Regions from separate parts of the Homo sapiens genome. Here region 2 is linked to region 1. The links are chromatin loops, found by intact Hi-C in ENCODE. Cell type or tissue: HepG2. All regions are shown on one strand.

Region 1 (8,000 bases):
GGGATATTGGCCTAAAATTCTCTTTTTTTGTTGTGTCTCTACCGGGCTAGCCTCATAAAATGAGTTAGAGAGGATTCCCTCTTTTTCTATTGATTGAAATAGTTTCAGAAGGAATGGCACCAGCTCCTCTTTGTACCTCTGACAGAATTCGGCTGTGAATCCGTCTGGTCCTGGACTTTTTTTCGTTGGTAGGCTATTAATTATTGCCTCAATTTCAGAACCGGTTATTGGTGTATTCAGAGATTCAACTTCTTCCTGGTTTAGTCTTGGGAGGTTGTATGTGTCCAGGAATTTATCCATTTTTTCTAGATTTTCTAGTTTATTTGCATAGAGGTGTTTATAGTATTCTCTGATGGTAGTTTGTATTTCTGTGGGATTGGTGGTGACATCCCCTTTATCAGTTTTTATTGTGTCTATTTGATTCTTCTCTCTTTTCTTCTTTATTAGTCTTGCTAGTGGTCTATTTTGTTGATCTTTTCAAAAAACCAGCTCCAGGATTCATTGATTTTTTGAAAGTTTTTTTGTGTCTCTATCTCCTTTAGTTCTGCTCTGATCTTAGTTATTTCTTGCCTTCTGCTAGCTTTTGAATTTGTTTGCTCTTGCTTCTCTAGTTCTTTTAATTGTGTTGTTAGGGTGTCAATTTTAGATCTTTCCTGCTTTCTTTGTGGGCACTTAGTGGTATAAATTTCCCTCTACAGACTGCTTTAAATGTGTCCCAGAGATTCTGGTATGTTGTATCTTTGTTCTCGTTGGTTTCAAAGAACATCTTTATTTCTGCCTTCATTTTGTTATTTACGCAGTAGTCATTCAGGAGCAGGTTGCTCAGTTTCCACGTAGTTGTGCAGTTTTGAGTGAATTTCTTAATCCAGAGTTCTAATTTGATTGTGCTGTGGTCTGAGAGACAGTTTGTTGTGATTTCTGTTCTTTTACATTTGCTGAGGAGTGTTTTACTACCAATTATGTGGTCAATTTTAGAATAAGTGTGATGTGGTGCTGAGAAGACTGTATATTCTGTTGACTTGGGGTGGAGAGCTCTGTAGATGTCTATTAGGTCTGCTTGGTCCAGAGCTGAGTTCAAGTCCTGTATATCCTTGTTAACCTTCTGTCTCGTTGATCTCTCTAATATTGACAGTGGGGTGTTAAAGTCTCCCATTGTGATTCCGTGGGAGTCTACGTCTATTTGTAGGTCTCTAAGGACTTGCTTTATGAATCTGGGTGCTCCTGTATTGGGCGCATATATATTTAGGATAGTTAGCTCTTCTTGGTGAATTGATCCCTTTACCATTATGTAATGGCCTTCTTTGTCTCTTTTGATCTTTGTTGGTTTAAAGTCTGTTTTATCAGAGACTAGGATTGCAACCCCTGCTTTTTGTTTTGTTTTGTTTTGTTTTTTTGCTTTCCATTTGCTTGGTAGATCTTCCTCCATCCCTTTATTTTGAGTCTATGTGAGTCTTTGCACACGAGATGGGTCTCCTGAATACAGCACATTGATGGGTCTTGACTCTTTATCCAATTTGCCAGTCTGTCTTTTAATTGAGGCAGTTAGCCCACTTACATGTAAGATTAATATTGTTATATTTGAATTTGATCTTGTAATTATGATGTTAGCTGGTTATTTTGCCCATTAATTGATGCAGTTTCTTTGTAGTGTCAATGGTCTTTACCATTTGGGATGTTTTTGCAGTGGCTGGTACCGATTGTTTCTTTGCATGTTTAGTGCTTCCTTCAGGAGCTCTTATAAGGCAGGCTTGGTGGTGACAAAAATCTCTCAGCATTTGCTTGTCTGTAAAGGGTTTTATTTCTCCTTCACTTATGAAGCTTAGTTTGGCTGGATATGAGATTCTGGGTTGAAAATTCTTTTCTTTAAGAATGTTGAATATTGGCCCCTACTCTCTTCTGGCTTGTAGTGTTCCTGCCGAGAGATCTGCTGTTAGTCTGATTGGCCTCCCTTTGTGGGTAACCTGACCTTTCTCTCTGGCTGCCCTTAACATTTTTTCCTTCAATTCAACCTTGGTGAATCTGACAATTATGTGTCTTGGGGTTGCTCTTCTCGAGGAGTATCTTTGTGGTATTCTCTGCATTTCCTGAATTTGAATGTTGGCCTGCCTTGCTAGGTTAGGGAAGTTCTCCTGGATAATATCCTGAAGAATGTTTTCTAACTTGGTTCCATTCTCCCCATCACTTTCTGGTACACCAATCAAACGTATATTTGGTCTATTCAAATATTCCCATATTTCTTGGAGGCTTTGTTTGTTTCTTTTCACTCTTTTCTCTCTAATCTTGTCTTTTTGCTTTATTTCATTAATTTGATCTTCAATCACCGATATCCTTTCTTCCACTTAATCGAATTGGCTATCGAAGCTTGTGCAGGCATCATGAAGTTCTTGTGCCATGGTTTTCAGCTCCATCAGGTCATTTAAGGTCTTCTCTACACTGTTTACTCTAGTTAGTCATTTGTCTAACCTTTTTTCAAGGTTTTTAGCTTCCTTGCGATGGTTTGGAATATGCTCCTTTAGCTCGGAGAAGTTTGTTATTACCGACCTTCTGAGGCCTACTTCTGTCAACTCATCAAACTCATTCTCTGTCCAGTTTTGTTCTGCTGCTGGCGAGGAGCTGTGATCATTTGGAGGAGAAGAGGCACTCTGTTTTTTGGAATTCTCAGCTTTTCTGCTCTGGCTTCTCCCCATCTTTGTGGTTTTTGATCTTTGATGTTGGTGACCTACAGATGGGGTTTTGGTGTGGATGTCCTTTTTGTTGATATTGATGCTATTCCTTTCTGTTTGTTAGTTTTCTAACAGTCAGACCCCTCAGCTGCAGGTCTGTTGGAGTTTGCTGGAGGTCCACTCCAGATGCTGTTCGCCTGGGTATCACCAGCGGAAGCTGCAGAACAGCAAGTATTGCTACCTGATCCTTCCTCTGGAAGCTTCATCCCAGAGGGGCACCCGCCTGATTGAGGTGTCTGTTGGCCCCTACTGGGAGATGTTTCCCAGTCAGGCTACACGGGGGTCAGGAACCCACTTGAGGAGGCAGTCTGTCCGTTCTCGAAACTCGAACACCATGCTGAGAGAACCACTGCCCTCTTCAGAACTGTCAGACTGGGATGTTTAAGTCTGCAGAAGCTGTCTGCTGCCTTTTGTTCTATTATGCCCTGCCCCAGAGGTGGAATCTACAGAGGCAGTAGGCCTTGCTGAGCCGCAGTGGGCTCCACCCAATTCGTGCTTCCTGGCCTCTTTGTTTACACTGTGAGCTACTCAAGCCTCAGCAGTGGCAGTCGCCCCTCCCCCCGCCAATCTGCAGCATCGCAGGTCGATCTCAGACTGCTGTGCTAGCAGTGAGCAAGGCTCCGTGGGCGTGGGACCCACTAAGCCAGGCATGGGAGGGTATCTCCTGGTCTGCCAGTTGCTAAGACTGTGGAGAAAGCGCAGTATTTGGTCAGGAGTGTACAGTTTCTCCAGGTACAGTCTGCCATGGCTTCCCTTGGCTAGGAAAGGGAAGTCCCCTGACCCCTTGCACTTCCTGGGTGAGGCGATGCCCTGCCCTGCTTCAGCTCGCCCTCCATGGGCTGCATCCACTGTCCAACCAGTCCCAATGAGAGGAACCAGATACCTCAGTTTGAAATGCAAGAATCACCTGTCTTCTGTATCGATCTCGCTAGGAGCTGCAAACCGGAGCTGTTCTTATTTGGCCATCTTAAAAGCGCCCTTTTTTCTTTTTTTTTTTTTAGACTGAGTCTCACTCTGTTGCCCAGGCTGGAGTGCAGTGGCATGATCTTGGCTCACTGCAAACTCTGCCTCCTGGGTTCAAGCAATTCTCCTGCTTCAGCCTCCTGAGTAGCTGGGATTACAGGCGCATGCCACCAAGTCTGGCTAATTTTTGTATTTTTAGTAGAGACAGGGTTTCACCATGTTGGTCAGGCTGGTCTCAAACTCCTGACTTCGTTATCTGCCTGCCTTGGCCTCCCAAAATGCTGGGATTACCAGCATGAGCCACTGGGCCCGGCCAAGCTATTAGTATGTCATTTGAGACTCATACATGATATTATCATCACCACCATTTTATGGACAAGTAATTCAAAACCCAGAATTTAAATTATGGGCTAGAGATCACATGTAGCCAATAATTGAGAGACTAATATTAGCAAACCGAATCCAGCAGCACATCAAAAAGCTTATCCACCATGAGAAAAATTATTAATAGTTGATCCAAACAAGAGGAAATACTGAAGTGAATGGCAGAAGGAAAATCATCCCAAGTGAGGGTAAGTATATGGGTAAGCATAAAAGCCTATTCGCTATACACAACAACATAAATAATACAGGATTTAAAAACTAAATCAAAATAAAATACACAAAAGCAGAAGCATTCAAATCGGGAAGTGAATAAATGGAGTTAAGTGTTTTAAGATCCAGGCATTGTCTGGGAAGAAGTAAAAGTAGCAAGTTCTATTGGACTCTGATAAATCAAGGATCATGTTGTAATCTCTAGGGTAACCATTAAAGGAATAATAAAATAGTAACTATAAGTACCAAGATAATGGAACGAAAATTGGAGTCTAGGTGCTCCATTCAGATTTCATAAATTACATGTGATCTGTATCTGTCATATAGAAGGAAGCTTTTCTTTTGTATTCTGTTATCTATTTATTTTACTGGGTTGCTTTTTATTGAATAGCTTAAAAACCCAGGATAGAGGTAAACCAATCATATCAAAGCAAATTAAGGCAAAATTCAAGCCCAAAGTGGCTTTCACTAGGAAAAGATATTCTTCCTAAATGTGAAGGCCATCTGTTATGGGTTGAATTTTGTCCCCTAAAAAAGATACGTTGAAGGTGTAACACCCAGTACTTCAGAATGGGATCCTGGAAGTAGGGTCATTGCCAATGTAATTAGTTGCTAAAAATTGTATTTAGGTCATACTGGAATATGGTGGGCACCTAATCCAATGAGACTTGTATCTTTATGGGAAGAAGAAAATTTGGACACAGATATGCACAGAGGGAATGTGATGCAAAGATACAGGAAGAAGATGGCCATTGGAGTGATGCAGCCACATGCCAAGGGATGCCTGGGACTTCCAGAAGGTGGAGGAGGCGACAAAGAATCCTCCCCTAGAGTCTCAGAGGGAACATGGCTCAGCAGACACCTTAACTTTGGATTTCTAGCCTCCAGGACTGGGAGATAATAAATTTCTGCTGTTTTAAACCTGCTGTACTTTGTAACAGCAGCCCTAGGAGACTCTCACTCTTCCAGATCACACTGACCTCGGAAAGCATTGGGGAGAGGAAAATCAAGAACTTGGTGTCATCTCAGTGGCCTGGGACATGAACCACATACCATCTAAGGGACAAAATGGCATCCCCTGCAGATCAAGATGAGGGTTTTACAAAAGCTCTGGATCCCAACCAATAGTCAGAGTTATTTGACTGCAGCAAAGCAGGAGGGGGAAGAGAGAAGCCAGCCAGAGCCTCTTGAGGATCTCTTTGATCACTGCAAGCAAGATGTGCTCTTAGGATGAAAGGAATGCGTGAGAAATGAAATGTCTGTGGAGTGGGGGTCTTAAGGGACAAGCCTCATTGCATGTCCCCCTTGGGAACTCTGGAATATTAGTGGTGGCCTTTGAAGGTCAGCCTGCCGGTGAGCATGTCCTCCAGGAATTCTACCTGTCTGGGTGAAGGCTGTCCAGGTGGCAGGGATGGAGTGGGAGAATAGGAATTCTCTTGGTGGGCAGGGAAGTCACAGGACAGGAGGAAGTTGGACAACCTCAGCCTTAGTTGGTAACATGGTAGACTGAGGGCAGGGCTGTTTTTGAGGACCACACAGGATGATGCCACTCAAATCGCCTCTGATTCAGCCATGGGGGAATGAGTCCAAAGTTCTTTGAGACAGATGACCTGCTCACCTACCCTTCAGGGGTAATAATGAACTACAGACAGTGGTGGAGAGATTTTCTCACCTCAGCATGATAGCTGAGGGCCAGCTGCAGAAGTGAAGCCCTAAAATCAGTAGTTCCTCCTTGGGTAATCAAACAGAGGAATGAATAACACACAGGTAAACAAGAGCACAGCAATGCTTTTAAGGGCAGAAAGCAGCAGGTGTGAGCCAATGCAGACTCAGCCAGGCAAGGGGGAATACCTGGGGCCCCAGTGATTGTACTGGTGTGTGGTCCATGTCCCAGGCCACTGAGATTATACCCATGGTCTTGATTTTCCTCTCCCCAATTCTTTCCTAGGTCAGTGTGATCTGGAGGAGTGAGAGACCCCGCTTCCATCTTTCTTGGGGGGAGATATTATAGCTATTCATACGTTGGATGTTTCCTCTTAGGGAGGAAGGTTAGAAGTATTATGTCTAACAATGAAATGGAACCAAATCACCAAGGCCAGATGTTGTCTGCTGGAAACACTAAAGGGTATACTTGAAGGAGTATTGGCCAAAGAGCTGTGCAAGGGGCTGGACATCTGGTCAGCAGAGGGCAGTCCAAAGAGATGGTCCCCAAAGAGATTCCACGAGCACTCTAGTGAGTCAGATGAAATCAGAGAGGTGACAGAGTTCTGGGGAGTGAGTTTCCTGGCCTAGTTCACCTGGTAGGTGAGAAGAGCTGAGTTCACAGTAGCTGTTACCATTATCAGGGTCAGAGGGGCTGGGGGAAGGGTGCTGTGATGTTTGGTTTTGCTTTCTTTTATTTCTAAGTGAACTGGGAGAGGGAGTGAGCATGAAATTAGAAAGTGTGCCCTGAAGGCTCAGAGACGGTGAGTTGCAGCAATGGCTGAGAGTCTGCAGCTCTGTGAGTATGAGGATGTCAGCTGAGCCCCAAGGAAAAACTTGCAAAGTGCCATCAGAGGTGGCTGTTGCTTGGAGCTCTTCACTCCCCACATTAGTGCTGGTAAAACAGGAGCTCTCATCTGCAGTTATGTATATTTGTTGTTGATGCTCAATGGAAAAATAAATCCTTTCAAATATTTGATCAGCAGACAAAAGCTTTCAAACAAATGGGGCACCTTCGTGTGGAATGATGGGAGCTCCTGGGACTCATGGGTTGATTACTGTGATGTGGCAATTCTGGTGTACCCTGCACTCATAGTTTAAGAATATGCATGTGCTGGGGTTAAGAAAAGAGGTAATAAGAACAAACTAAAAGAATGTGACTTGAAGGAAGAGGCTAGATCTGCGCAGAAGGAAACGTTCCTGTTGAGCGAATTAAATACAAAACCAGGTGAGAGAAAGGTGAGAGAAAGGGAGGGGCTGGGACTACCATAAGCCTCATCCCTCCCCTTCCCCAGCCTTGAAAACAGCTTTCTTTGTTGAAGGAATACACCTGAGGTGAGCCTTCTTCGCTTCTCCTCCCATTCAAATCCAATTTGCTGGTCAGGTAAGTCCTTCTAGATGCCCCATGGTAATAAAATCTCCCAGGTTAATTAACAGACTCCCACACAAAATCAAAGCCTTGCCCAGGCTCTTTCACTGAGAACAAATAAATGAAATGGATGCTGCCCTCAGAGGTGCCAGACCAAGCCCACATGAAAATGTTTTGATTCCTGAGACACAAAACCATTTATTTTTGGTTCATTTCAGTATCTATAGCAGTGCACAAATAACACATTTCCATCCACATGAATAGTTCCCAATTGTTGGAGCAAATTAATCTTTTACAAGCTACTCAGCAGTGAGGTTAGAAGATAAACAGTAGATGAAATCGTACACTTTCCCCTGTATGTGAACTTTCTTATTACAATAAACTCCTACATTTGAGCTCACCACATCCAATGACTGCCCCTCTCTGTTCATGTGGCGGCCCCGGCTGCCCCCTGCCACCTCTGCCCTGCTGAGGTAGTTCTCTGATCAGCCACCTGGGTGGGGCATGCTGCCATTTTCAGTTTGGAAGGAAAAGCCTGTAAATCTGCTTCCTGGGAAGAGAGACACTGCTGAATTGTCATTTGCCTCCAGAATGCAGAAAACATCAATTTCATTGCAGCTCATCAGGGTTGGAAACACCTGCCACTTCCT
Region 2 (8,000 bases), 310 kb after region 1:
AAGGACACTTCCCTTCTCAATGGCCAAGGGGAAGAGAGGATCCTGCATAGAGAGGCCTCCAGGGCTGGCTTGTCACTGCAGGGTGCCAGGCAGGAAGGGGAGCAACGACTTTGGAAACAGACACCTGAGACTCACTAGAAACCACGAAAGCCCGGGTCTGAAGGATGCAGCTGTGGCACCAGGGAGAGGGTTCAACACTGCGGACGCAGAGACCCAGGTGTGAGCTCTGACACTGCTATGGAAGCCACACTCTGTGGAGCCTGAGGAAAGCTACTGATCCTCAAAGAATCTCAGTTTCCCCATCTGTAAAGTGGGGACAACCACATTGCCTATTTTCAAAGTGGTAACCTGTATCACTGGTTAATAGGATTCAAGGTATAAAGGGGTCATATTAGTTCCCCGCGGATGCTGTAACAAATGACCACAACCCAGGTGACTTAAAACAACAGAAATTTATTTTCTCACAGTTCTGGAGCTAGATGTCCAAAATCGAGGTGTCAGCCAGGCCATGCTCCCTCTGAACCCTGAGGGGAAAGCTCCTTTTTTGCTTCTTCTTAGCTTCGGGGGTTTCCGGCACCCCTTGACGTTCCTTGGTTTGTGGATGAATCTCTCCAGTCTCTGACCCTCTCATCACATGGCCTTCTTCGCCATGTGTCTCTGTTTTCTCGTCTTCTAAGGACATCCGTCATTGGGTTAGGGCTCCCTCTACTCCAGCGTGGCATCACCTTGATTAATTATGCCTGCAAAGACTATCTCCAAATAAGGCCACATTCCGAGGTTCTGGGTGGACTTGAATTTTGGGGGGACACTATTCAATCTAGTATGGGGCATTTGGGTGAAATAAATTTGGGGGAGACTGCCTGTCATAACCTCCCCCTTTGAGTTTCACCATGCACATTAGCCTATTAAAAGCACTGAACAAAGAACTATAGAATTTCCCAAAATTGCACACAGAATCTATTAACATCTGAAGAAAGTACCATTTCTCAGGACCCAGCCTTGGAGAGCCTGGTCTGCATCATAGGGCAGTTGGGGATTCTGTGAATGTAGCACACAATAGCAGTCACACTATAGGAGCTTCATCAATTTCCCTTTCTCCCCAGTAGCCACGAGTCCAGACTTGGGGCCATGCCCTTGACTGCTACCCATCTCTTACTAATGGCTTCTACCACATGTTGCATGCTCTGGCTTCAGGAAGATGGAAAGGGCAACACTACTCCATGGCTGAGTGGGAAAATTCCAGCCTTATGGTTGAGACCCAGAGATAACACTGCTGAGGAAGTAAGCTTCTCTTTTTTTAGGAAGAGAACTCTCCACTGAGCTCTTGGAAGGAAAAGTAGGGCAGGAAATGAAGTCTCTGGGATCCAAAAGCAAGGACCTGATGGAAGAAGCAGACGGCTTGGAGGCAGGTATTTGGCAAGTGCGCTAGGAAGCCATTGGGCTGTTCCCCCTCAGCAGGCAGCTCTGCACAAGGTCCTCTAGGAGCAAAACTCAGGAAGCTCTGGATTCAGATGCCACTACCAAAGAACAGTCCAGGTGCTTCTCCAGACCATGAGCTCCAGGAGGACAGGGACCCTGTCTGGCTTGCTTATTGCAGTGAATAGACTGGTAATTGGTACGTGCTAGGTGCTCAATAGAATTTGTATAAAGAGCCAACTAGTTAATAATCCACAGGACAGTTGCCTTAGCCTGTTGAGGCTGCTATAGCAAAATATCATAAACTGGGTGGGTTAAAAACAACAGCATTTATTTATTTAGAGATGGAATCTGTCTTTGTAGCCCAGGCTGGATTGCAGTGGTGTGATCTTGGCTTGCTGCAACCTCCACCTCCGGGGTTCAAGCGATTCTCCTGCCTCAGCCTCCCGAGTAGCTGGGATTACAGGCATATGACACCACACCTGGCTAATTTTTGTATTTTTAGTAGAGACGGGGTTTTGCCATGTTGGCCAGGCTGGTCTCAAACTCCTGACCTCAAGTGATCTGCCTGCTTCAGCCTCCCAAAGTGTTGGGATTACAGGCGTGAGCCACTGCACCCCGCCTATTTCTCAATTTTGGAAGCTGGAAGTCCAAGATCAGGGTGCCAGCATGGTTCTGGTGTGGGCCCTCTATGGCTTGCAGACTGCCAACTTCTTATTGGAAAGAAAGCACAGGAGCTCTCTGGGGTGGCTTTTTTGTTTTTTGTTTTTGAGACAGGTTCTCACTTTGTCACCCAGGCTGGAGTACAGTGGTGCCATCACAGCTCACTGCTGCCTCTGCCTCCTGGGCTCAAGTGATCTTCCCACCTCAGCCTCCAGAGTAGCTGGGACTATAGGCATGCACCACCCATGCCCAGCTAATTTTTGTATTTTTAGTAGAGATGAGGTTTCGCCATGTTGCCCAGGCTAGTCTCGAACTCCTGGACTCAAGCAATCTGCCCACATCAGCCTCCCAAGTGCTGGGATTACAGGGATGAGCTACCATGCCCAGCCTGGGGTCCCTTTTATAAGAGTACTCATCCTGTTTATGAGGGCTCCACCATCATGACCTAATTACTTCCCAAAGTCCCTACCTCCTAATACCATCACTTTGGGATTAGAGCTTCAACATAAACATTTTATAGGGACACAAACATTCAGTTCATTGTAACAGTATTTTCTTTTTGTTTTATAATCTCTTTTTTCCTGAAATAAAAAAGACATGTATTCATGTTATAAAATATCAAAAAAACACACAAACAGAAAACATTAAAATGTGTTAGAATCAAAAGATCTTTATGTGCTGGGTGCAGTGGCTCATGCCTGTAATCCCAGCACTGTGGGAGGCCAAGACAGGAGGATCATTTGAGGCCAAGAATTTGAGACCAGCCTGGCCAACATAGTGAAACCTGGTCTCTACTAATACAAAAAATTAGCCAGGTGTGGTGGTGCACACATGTAATCCCAGCTACTTGGGAGGCTGAGACAGAGAATCGCTTGAACCCAGGAGGCAGAAATTGCAGTGAGCCAAGATCTTTTGAAGATAAAATGGTAAGCATAAAAACCAGGTTACAAATTCTGTTTACAATACGATATTACTTTTAAAAACATGAATACGTAAGTATTGATAGCTACATGCAAAACTAGCTAGGCGGGGCGACAACGTGAGATTGTCTCAAAAGAAAAAATATATTTTTTAAAAAAGAAAAAATTTTAAAAAGATCTTTCTGAAGATCTTTTGAATTGTTACGTATGATTTGACTTCGTGGATTCCTTGGTTGCATAAATGCAAGGAATGACATTTTGAAATAGCCAAGATTCCTCCCCTCCTGTATTTCCTTCTTCTAGGACCCTTCGCCCAATCAGACGGCAGCTGGACTGAGCTGCTGCCATCACCTCAGGAAAGCCATGATGTAAGAGAAAAACACATGTGACTTTCAACTTTTCAGGTGGCAGAAAATCTATTTCTTCTCAGCGGGTATGACAGATTAAAGATGACTGTAAATTCTTCACCACTGCTCCCATTAGGAGGCGGGGTCCTTGCCCCTTCCTGCTGAAGCCAGGTGGGTTCTGTGACTGCTTGAGCGATGGAATAGGGCGGAAGTAATGCTATGCCAGTTGCCAGGCCCAAGACTAGAGACTGGCAGCTTCTGCCTCCTGTTTCCAGAGCCAGGCCCCTGGGCCTCCACGTAGGTGATCTGACTTCCCTGCAGCAGCCACACCGTGAGAATCCTGAGCTGCGTGGAGAAGCACCAGAGATCAGACCTCATGTGAAGAAAGGGCAGGAGGCCAAGGAGCACCCCTGGCACCCCAGACACGTGCATGAAAAGCCTCCTTCCAAGTGGATCCCTCGGCTCTCTCCAAACCCTTCCCAAACTCTTGACCCACACTGCTGCGACCAAAATAGGGTTGCTAGAGTTAGCAAATAGAACTACAGGATGTTCAGTTACATTTGAATTTTAGATCAACAAGGAATAATTTTTTAGTCTAGGTAGCTCTCAAATATTACATGGGATTGCATGGGACATATTTACACTAAAAAATTATACGTTATCTGAAATTCAAGTTTAACTCAGTTTAAATTTTTATCTGTGTAGTAGAGATAGAAGTTAATTTTTTAAGCTTGAAGATAAAATATTTACAGTATTTACAGGTAAAAGATTTGCAGTATTTTATCTGGCAAGCCTGGACCAAAATAATATGTATGTTTTATACCACTAAGTTTCAGCGTTTGTCATGCAACAATAGACAACTAGGATAGCGGGGACGGAAAGGAATCTGGAATAGCTGATACACCAACTGTGGAGGTATACAGTCTCTAGACAGAGCCATTTTTTTCACCCTTGGAAGCAAAAATAGAAATAAAAGACTTGGTGCCTCCTCCCCTTGCCTCCCTCTCCCAGGTTGAATCTCTTCCTGTGGGGTGGGACACACAGCGGCGCAGAGATGTAGGGAGTGACTTCAGAAAGCAGAGGGCAGCTGGGCCTTTCAGCGCGGCCAGTGGCCTTAGGGTGATGTCCCTGCATTCCAACAGGGCATGGAAATTCTGTTGCAGAGCCAGTGTGCCCAAAGAGGACTCAAGGCCAGGGTGAGGATGGAGGTGTGGACCATGACCCAGTAATGAACGGCAAGGAGGTCCTCTGTATTGGTCCGTTCTCACACTGCTGTAAAGACATTCCTGAAACTGTGTAACTTATTAAGAAAAGAGGCTTAATCAGCTCACGGTTCCATGGGCTGTACAGGCTTCTGCTTCTGGGGAGGCCTCAGCACACTTACCATCATGGCAGAAGGGGAAGGGGAAGCAGGCACATATTCACATGGCCGGCAGGAGAAAGAGAAAAGGGGAGGTGCTATGCACTTTTAAATAAGCAAATCTCAAGAGACCTCTATCACAAGACAGCCACAGGTGGATGGTGTTAAATCATTGGAAACCACCTCCATGATCCAGTCACCTCCCACCAGGCCCTACCTTCAACACTGGCGATTACAATTTGATATGAAATTTGGGTGGGGATACAGACCTAAACCATATCGCCCTTTCAGTGTGGACACCCTTCCACCACCTCACTCTCACCACCCCAGCATGGTTGGTACTAAACACCCTCCTTGGCCCTGGGAAAAAGCCAAGGCAGCCCTCACATGGATTGAGATTAATTTCCTTCATTCAGTGAGGTGTGTCTCAGAATAAAAACTCATCTCAGGTCATAGAAAATATGAAAGGTATGTTTCTAGCCCAAATGAGTTCATAATGTTTCTACCTGCCACAAACCATTTTATACCACACTGTAGTTATATTCAAATTGGACCAAAAAAATCTACATTTTTGTGCATTATTACTGACACCCCTAAATGCTCTTTCACATGCCATGTTCAGGCTTCCAAAGTCAGCTGAGGGACCATATCAAACAGTCACATGGCCATTGCAGGGCAGGCTGATTAAGAGCATGGACTCTGGGGCTAGACTGCCAGGCTCTGTCATCTAATGGCTGTGTGTCCTTGAGCTAATTACTTAACCTCCCTGGGCCTCCATTTCTTTAACTGTAAAATGGCAATAACAGTAATATTTACCCCAGAGCATTGCCATTAGAATGAAGCAAACCTGGCTTATGGTATGTGTTCATAAGTCTTAGCCATTGTTTTTTCTTAGAGCACTTACTTGGAGATAATATTTCTTATTAACTATCTAGTTATTGTTTGAGAGACTGGGTCTTGCTGTGTTACCCAACTGGTCTTGAACTCCTGGGCTCAAGCAATCTGCTCACCTCAGCCTCCCAAATATCTGGGACTACAGGTGCACACCACCATGCCCGGCTTCTTACTATTTTATAAAAACCAGCGGAAAATAGAAATGTAGAAATGCTGCTGCCTTTGAAAATCAAATTGTGACAAAGAGGAAATCATGCATACCAGAGGCAGGAAATCTTCATCCTCCAATGAATACCCTCTGGATTTGTCTGCCACCTGTAGGTCCAATTGTTAAGGAAAAAAAAAAAGATTAAAGAAAAACATACAAAATCTAGAGACACACTTGTCTCTAGCTATCAGTGCTCCACCTTGTCACCTCCACCACATTCACCATTTCTATGCACTCAAGCCTGGCCTCAGCTGCCTGCCTCTGGACTCGCCTCAGGACTCCCCCTGGCCCCTGGGGCCTACTGTGTGTGCTCTGCAGGACCACATTGTCAATAGGTAATTTGCTTAGTAAGTCATCTTTTACTGGCTCCCTTTCTTTTTTGGGGGGTGGGGGGCAGGGTTTCACTCTGTTGCCCAGATGGAGTGCAGTGGCGTGATCATGGCTCACAGCAGCCCCAGACTCCTGGGCTCAAGCAGTCCTCCTGCCTCAGCCTCCCAAAGCGCTGGAATTACAGGCATGAGCTACTGCACCCGGCTTATTATAGCTTTCTTTATTTCCTTTTCTTATTTTTTTTCCTCTCTCCTCTACCCTATCAGCATTTCTTGGAATCACCCCAAAAATAAACTACCTGCAATCAGATTTTTGTTTTAGATGTTACTTTTGGGAAAACACAAACTAAGACACATATTAAAGATTACATCTAAAAAGTTAGGCACAATCCAGTGATTTGATCCTGTCATTTGCAACAACATGGATGAACCTGGAGGACATTACACTAAGTGAAAAAAGTTAGGCACAGAAAGACAGTTGAACTGGCCCTCTGTACTCATGAGTACATCCTTGGATTCAACCAATGGTGGATTGAAAATGCAGTCAGGCCTATGAAGATTGTGACTTTTCTTGTCATTGTTCCCTAAACAATACAGCCTAACAGCTATATACGTTGTGTTAGGTATGATGAGTAATCTAAAGATGATATAAAGTTGGCCAGGCACAGTGGCTCATGCCTGTAACCTCAGTACTTTGGGAGGCCGAAGCGGGCGGATCACATGAGGCCAGGAGTTTGAGACCAGCCTGGCCAACATGGCGAAACTCTGTCTCTACTAAAAATACAAAAATTAGCGGGGTGTGATGGTGGGTGCCTGTAATCCCAGCTACTTGGGAGTCTGAGGCAAGAGAGTCACTTGAGCCCAGGAGGCAGAGTTTGCAGTGAGCCAAGATGGTGCCACTGCACTCCAGCCTGGGCAACAGAGTGAGACCCTGTCTTAAAAAAAAAAATACAAAACAAAACAAAATAAAGATGACGTAAAGTACACGGGAGGACGTGCACAGGTTATAGGCAAATACTATGCCATTTTATATAAGGGACTTGAGAGTCTGCAGAATTTGGTATCTGCAAAGATGGGGATGGTATGCGGGTTCCAGAATCAATCCTCCGAGGATACTGAGGGACAACTGTATTGCCTGATCCCATTTATATGTGGTAGCTGAAAAAGTCAAACTCAGAAGCAGAGAATAGAATAGTGGCTGTCAGGGGCTGGGTGGCAGGGGGAAAGGGGGGATATGGGGAGATGTTGGTGAAATAGTACAAAGTTTCAATTATACAGGATGAATAAACTCTGGAGAACTAACATACAGCATGGTGACTACAGTTATTAATACTGTATTGTATACTTGAAATTTGCTAAGAGGGTAGATCTTAAATGATCTCAACACACACAAAAAAATGGTAACTACGTGAGGTCATGGATATGTTCATTAGCTTGATTGTGGTGATCATTTTACCATGTTTCAAAATCTTTCTGTAACATCAAAACATTAAGCCATATACCTTAAATAGATATAATTTTTATTTGTCAATTATACCTCAATAAAGCTGGGAGGAAAATAATTAGTGATTTAATAATGTTTTTAATTTGGGGGGTGGGATATAAATATCTCTCATAACTTTAAATGTTACTGTCAGTTTTTTAAAATAAATTACATAAGTTTCAAACCTCTGACTTCTGGGCAGATTTCTAGGAACATAAAGGGCTGCTTGGGACTCAGTCACTCCTTCCCTTGATGGACACTTGGTTTATTTTCAACGGTTGCTAACACAATGCTGCAACCAACATCCTTTCGGCAAAATCTGGGCACACATCCTTGATCTCTTAAGCACAGATTCCCTAGAGGGAAATCACTATGTTGAA

Evidence for each region. Hi-C counts contacts between places; a loop is a spot of excess contacts. Peaks named below come from ENCODE experiments on the same cell type or tissue, not always from the same donor. Only the 100,000 strongest peaks of a DNase experiment are listed, where the experiment ranks them.
Region 2: it touches region 1 in a loop (31-fold over the local background); 2 of 110 quality-filtered maps call a loop at or near these places.

The regions. Positions count from the first base shown.
Region 1 is chr11:12,361,663-12,369,662 of GRCh38, reverse strand. It overlaps a transcript of MICAL2 not described here. Among named protein-coding and RNA genes, the nearest start is that of PARVA, 12 kb to the left of the region's middle. RefSeq lists enhancers at 3,127-3,421, 2,885-3,457. In HepG2, no CTCF peak of the experiment used is centred here; a DNase peak (open chromatin) is centred at 3,222; H3K4me3 peaks cover 443 bases.
Region 2 is chr11:12,054,225-12,062,224 of GRCh38, reverse strand. LINC02547 (long intergenic non-protein coding RNA 2547) reads right to left here. Exons shown (of 2, transcript NR_135109.1): 2 at 440-3,691. Among named protein-coding and RNA genes, the nearest start is that of LINC02547, 27 kb to the right of the region's middle. In HepG2, no CTCF peak of the experiment used is centred here; no DNase peak of the experiment used is centred here.